Linked DNA regions of Homo sapiens: region 1 is linked to region 2. Evidence: chromatin loops called from intact Hi-C (ENCODE). Cell type or tissue: endothelial cell of umbilical vein. All regions are shown on one strand. Links, peaks and the distances in the headings refer to the core of each region. The heading gives the core; the rest is flanking DNA. Region 1 has its middle 18 kb from the start of LINC02285. Region 2 overlaps MEG9 (maternally expressed 9).

What was found. Peaks named below come from ENCODE experiments on the same cell type or tissue, not always from the same donor. Only the 100,000 strongest peaks of a DNase experiment are listed, where the experiment ranks them.
Region 1: a loop joins it to region 2, with 2.5 times the contacts of the local background. A loop is called at or near these places in 1 of 110 quality-filtered maps.

What each region holds. Positions count from the first base shown.
Region 1 is chr14:101,137,859-101,140,769 of GRCh38, forward strand. No RefSeq gene overlaps it. Among named protein-coding and RNA genes, the nearest start is that of LINC02285, 18 kb to the left of the region's middle. In endothelial cell of umbilical vein, for the core only: no CTCF peak of the experiment used is centred there; no DNase peak of the experiment used is centred there.
Region 2 is chr14:101,072,162-101,075,072 of GRCh38, forward strand. It overlaps MEG9 (maternally expressed 9), which reads left to right. Exons shown (of 2, transcript NR_047664.1): 2 at 1-776. It overlaps LOC105370670 (a long non-coding RNA gene), which reads right to left. Exons shown (of 5, transcript NR_188195.1): 3 at 2,320-2,400; 4 at 1,225-1,968; 5 at 1-739. Among named protein-coding and RNA genes, the nearest start is that of MEG9, 3.7 kb to the left of the region's middle. In endothelial cell of umbilical vein, for the core only: no CTCF peak of the experiment used is centred there; a DNase peak (open chromatin) is centred at 1,270; H3K27ac peaks cover 2,322 bases.

The DNA.
Region 1 (2,911 bases), core at 151-2,650, 66 kb after region 2:
AGAAAGGGTCTTTGCAGATGCAATTAAGTGAAGTATTTTAAGATGAGATGGTGCTGGATTGTCAGAGTGGGCTCTAAATCGAATAACAAATGTTCCTATGAGAGATGTACAGAGGAGAGAATAGAGGAGAAGAGCACGCCAGGCTGCAGGCAGAGAGTAGGGCGATGTGGCCACAGCCAAGGAATGCCAAGAGCCACCAGAAGCCCAGAAGCTGGAATGGAACAGAGACAAAATCTCAACTGAACTCCTCATAGGAGTGCAGCCCTGCTGACACCTAATTCCAGACTTCTGGTCTCCAAAACTGTGGGAGAACAGAGTTCTGTTGTTTTAAGTGACCTAGTCAGTGATATTTTGTTTGGGCAGCCCTAGCTGACTAATACAGTATCCTCTAACTCTGTTCTTACTTAAGATTGCTGTGGGCCGCCAGGCACAGTGGCTCATGCCTGTAATCCCAGCACTTTGGGAGGCCGAGGTGGGTGGATCACTTGAGGTCAGGAGTTCAAAACCAGCCTGGCCAACATGGCAAAACTCCATCTCTACTAAAAATACAAAAATTAGCTGGGCATGGTGGCATATGCCTGTAATCCCAGCTACTTGGGAGGCCAAGGCAGGAGAATTACTCGAACCCGGGAGGCAGAGGTTGTAGTGAGCCATGATCACACCATTGTATTCCAGCCTGGGCAAAAGAGAGAAACTCCATCTCAAAACAAAAACAAAAACAACAACAACCAAAAAAAGCAAACAAAGATTGCTGTGGTCATTCTGAGTCTTTTGAATTTCCATATAATTTTTAAGATCGGCTTCTCAGTTTCTGGAGAAAAAAAAATTTCTGGAATTGTGATAAGGATTCCGTTAAAACTGTAGATCAATTTGGGGAGAATTGTCATCTTAACAATGTTGAGTCCTCCAATTCATGAACATGGAACATATCTCCATTTAAATAGTTCTTTAATTTCCATAAGCACTGTTTTGTCATTTTCAGTCTATGAGCCTAGTACCTCTTTGTTAAATTTACTCTGAAGTATTTTATGTTTTTGATGATAACGTGAAAGTTATCATCAGATTTTTATTTTTATTTCAGATTACTTATTGCTAGTGTATAGAAATAAAACTGACTTTTGTATGTTAACTCTGTAACTTTGCTGAATTTGTTTATTAGTTCTAATAGGATATTTTTGTGGATTCTTTTAGTTCTTTTAGTTCCTATTGGTTCTAATAGGATTCTTTGTAGATGCAAAAGACCATGTTATCTGCAAACAGAGATAATTTTACCTCTTCCTTTGCAATTTGGACATCTTTTATTTCTTTTCTTACTACATTTTTCTGGCTAGAACCTCCAAGAAAATATTGGGTAGAAGTGATGAAAGCAGACATTCTTGTCCGTTACTTGTTCTTAGGAGGAAAGCATACAGTTTTTCACCACTAAGTTTCATCTTTGCTATAGATTTTTCCTAGATACTCTTCATTAACTTGGGAAAGTTCCTTTCTATTCCAATTTTACTGGCAGTTTTTTCTTTTTAATCATGAATAAGTATTGGATTTTTTTATATGCTTTTTCAGCATCTATTGAGATGACTGTATAATTTTTATCCTTTCTTCTATTGATATATATTTTATTAATTTATTTTTGGTTAACCAGCCTTTCCTGGAAGAAATCCCACTTGGTCATGGTGTACAGTTATTTTTATTTATATGCTACTGGATTCAGTTTGCTAGTATTTTGTTGAGGAGTTTTGCATCTATATTTACAAGGAATATTGATTTCCTTTTCTTGTGATGTCTTTGTGTGATTTGGTATCAGGACAATACTGACTGCATAGAATGAGTTGGAAAGTGTTCTCACATCTTCACTTTTTTGGTTTGCTTTGGACTAGTGTTAACTCTTCTCCAAACATTTGTTAGAGTTCACCAATGAGACCAGCTGGACGTTGACTTTTCTTTGTGGGAATTTTCCAGATTACTAACGAAATCTCTTCACTTGTTATAGGTATTAATATAATTCAGATTTTCTATTCCTTCAGTTTTGGTCATTTGTGATTTACAGAAAATAATTTAATTTAGATTATCTAATTTCTTGGCCACAAGAGTCTCTTATAATACATTTTATTTCTATAAGACTGGTAGTAATGTCCCCTTTCTCCTGATTTTAGTAATTTGTATTTTCTCTTTTGCTCTTAGTCAGTCTACAATAAGTTTGTCAATCTTTTCAAAGAACCAGCTTTTGTTTTTTAATCTTTTCTATTGTTTTTCTATTATTTTTTGTTAATTTCCACTTTCCACTTTCTCTCCTTATACTGGTTTGGGTTTGGTTTGCATTGTTTTTTCTAGTTTTTTAGTGTGGAGGTTTAGGCTGTGGATTTGAAATTTTTCTTCTTTTTTTAATGTAGGCATAAATTTTCCTTTGAGCATGACTTCCCTACATACCACAGTTTTGGTATCTTGCGTTTCTGTTTTCATTCCTATCAACATACCTTCTAATTTCCCTTGCAATTTACCCTTTGATCCATTGTTATGTAGGAGTGTGTTGTTTAATTCCACATATCTGTAAATTTCCCAAATTTCCTTCTGTCTTTGACTTCTAATTTCATCCCATGTGGTCAGAGAACATACTTTGCTGATCTCAGTCCTTTTAAATTTATTGAGACTGATTTTATGGCCTAACGTGGTCTATCCTGGAGGAATGTCCAGTGTGCTCTTGAGAAGAATACATATTCTGCTGTTGTTGAGTGAAATGTTCTATACATTTCTGTTAGGTTTAGTTGGCTCGTGGTGTTGTTCAAGTCTTCTTTTTCCTTATTTTGTCTAACTGCTCCATATATTAGTGAAAGTAAGGTATTGACATCTCTAGCTATTTTAGTTGAATTGCCTACTTTTATCTTTAATTCTGAGTTTTGTCTTTATGTCTCTTAGG
Region 2 (2,911 bases), core at 120-2,619:
TGTCTATAGGTTTTCTGTCCTGGGAGGGGGCTGTCAGGGTGATGCCCGCCTGCAGAGAGGGGGTCATTCTGCGAGGTTGGGCTGCAGACCCCTGTGCCAGCGGGCCTGGTGATTCGGAAATGATGGGGCACTGTGGAGAGACCCCAGGAAAACACCCAGTGCTGCTTTTGACATTCTCTCTCCATCTCCCCTTTCAGCGGCTGCTCTGCCTGGGATAAACACATTTCAAGAGTCTCAGTCCCCGCTTTGCCACCATCTCCTCCTCTGATCTCCTTTCCTGCTTCAAAAGACTCCAGAATCTTCTCGGTTCTCAGAGAAGGCTGAATCCACCTATGACCTAGTGGGAGCACCCTGTGCCGAAACTGTTTACCTTCTGGTCCCCGGAGCCATGGGTCACGACCTGGGCCTCATGTAGGCCCGCTCCTCAGCAGACCCCAATCTGCGGCTTCTCCCACCTCACTGGGGAAGAAGGAGAGCCCTGGGGATGTGGAGAAGCCACCCCCCACCCCGCCACATCCCCCACATCTTACAGAATCTCGATTGAATCCCCGGGGGCACATCCCTCAGCAGGACAGCAACAGTCTTTGCCGCAGCCTGGGGAGGGCTGTGCTGGGGATGAGCGCCGAGTGGCCGTGGACTAAGTGAAGGAAATGACCATGCTCTTCTCCCAGCTGGATGGCGAGGCCGGGCAGGAACCGCGGAATTCCTGCTCTTCGTTTTCAAACACTTTGCTGTCAAGCTATTTGAATAATAAATACACATTATAAAAATGTAAATATGTTTGTGTGTCTGTATGTTCGGAGATGATGTTTGTTAAGCGGGAGGTTTAACAACGGAGGCCATCTGCCTTCAGCAGGGATTCGCACAGAATGTCACTGGCCTTCGCCCAACAAGCACTTTGCAGGGAGCAACCTCCTGAAGTCGGGGCTCACTCCTGGGTCCCCCTCCACTGCATGCGAGCCCCCCGTTCCAAGGCAGGAGCCAGGGTCACGAAAATGCATGCTTCTTCATCAATCCGAGGTCTCAAACGGCTCCCCCAGCCCCACTGCCTGCCCGTTCCAGGCCTGGGGCTGGCAGCCTGGGCCCCACGAGGGGGCAGAGGCCAGAGCCCGGCGGCAGAGCCCGTGCCCACGCCTCGCTGCTGCCAGCCTCCGCTTGGTCACGACACAGCCAGGCTGACTCAGACACAGCCCCAAGCGGGAGCCTCATAAATGACATCATTACCTATGAAACCTGCCGTGTAGTGCGCTAGCAGGGAAGGACACACTCTGGCCGCCCGGTGACTCACACTGTTTTCCCCAGAGCCTTCCTGCTCCACCGCCTGGGTCTGAGCTGGCTGGGCAGGGGGAGGGGGCACTCAGCTTGGCCTCACTCCCCCGCTCTGCTGCAAATGCAAAAGCAATCGGCCAGGCAGCCACCATCCTGCTGAGGGCTGTGTGTGGGGGTGGCGGGGAGGAGGGGGGGCACCATCTCTCCGGCCTCCCTCTGCAGCCCCAGTGGCGCTCCAGAGGGACTGTCAGTTGCCTATGACAGGGGAGGAAACTGAGGCCTAAAGAGGCCCAATGCCTGGCCTCACAGATCCCACAGGGGAGGGTGGCTTCGGCTCATGCTGGGAACCCCCAGGGAGACCCTTCGGCGAACCCAGCCGCTGGGCAAAGCTGCAAAACCTCTGGCTGTTCCTGCTGGGCCTGAGACTCCAGCTTCTCCTGAGCTCCTTTGGTGCAGCCAACTCCTCCTGCTGAAAAACACTTCTACTCTTGAAAGTGGTGGCCTTGCCAACCCAAGATGTCCCCACCAGGTGGGGGGCACTGTAGGGGAATGCTAGTTTTTTTTTCTTCAATTAAAAAAAAGTAAAACAAATAAAATGGGACCTGTTGGGTATGGCCTTCAGAGTCGGAGGACTTGGGTTAAGATCCAGCCTTTGTCATTTACTGGTACTGTGGTTTTCTTGTATCTGGCCTCCACCTCCTAGGCAGGATGAGAGTTAAATGCCTGTTAGGTTCACGTTAAACTGGGGCTCCCCCTCAGTGATCCATGGTTGGGGAGGACCCCCACCAATCCTGAGGTCGCTGTGCACCTGCAGCCCAGACCTCACCCTGGCCCGGGGACCTGGCCTGATGGTCCAGCCCCCCACACACTGCTGGCTCTGGGGCTGTGCCCTCCTGATACGCCCCCAGCACCTGATGGCATCCCCCAAACAGAACAAGAACCGCAAACAGCAACAGCCCGTTTTTGCTCTTAGGAAGCTCAGAGCAGCATCTATGCCAAAATCGTTCACACTCTGGTCCCCGGAGCTACAGGTCACAAGCTGGTCCTCACCCAGACCCGCTCCTCAGCAGCCTCCATCCCTGACCCTGGTTTCCTGGGGACTCTGCTCCGCTGACTTCTGAGCTGTGGGAGCTGTAAGGGAGAGGAGTGGGCCACAGACTTGATGGGAGGATACAGAGGTAGAAATTCAAGTCAGGGCCACAGAGTTGTGTTCAAAACTGGGAACATGACCTGGGCTTGGCACAGAGCCTGGCGCCTGGGATGAGTGGAGAGGGAGAATTGGAGGGCACTGGGATTGGTAATCCTCAATGCATCTTAGGCAAATGAGCTCGGGGTCACAGGGCAGGATACATGGGACCAAGGAACACTGGTCAGCCATCAGTGCTGTGACCCAGGTGGGCTTGAGGTACAGTGGGGGGTCCCAGGACTGGCAGGCCCCACAGAGTAGCCTTCCCTGAGTTTGTCTGAGCCAAAAATCCCAGCAAAGGGCTTTGTGGCCCGTTGCCACTTTCACCCTGGTAGCTCCACCCCATCTCCCCCTTTGCCATGAACTCACAGCTCTCCTGCGAGGCCACAACCCATGCCAAGACTTTCAATGGGTTAAGGAATGTGCACATCTCTAAATGACCACACGTGCCCTGTC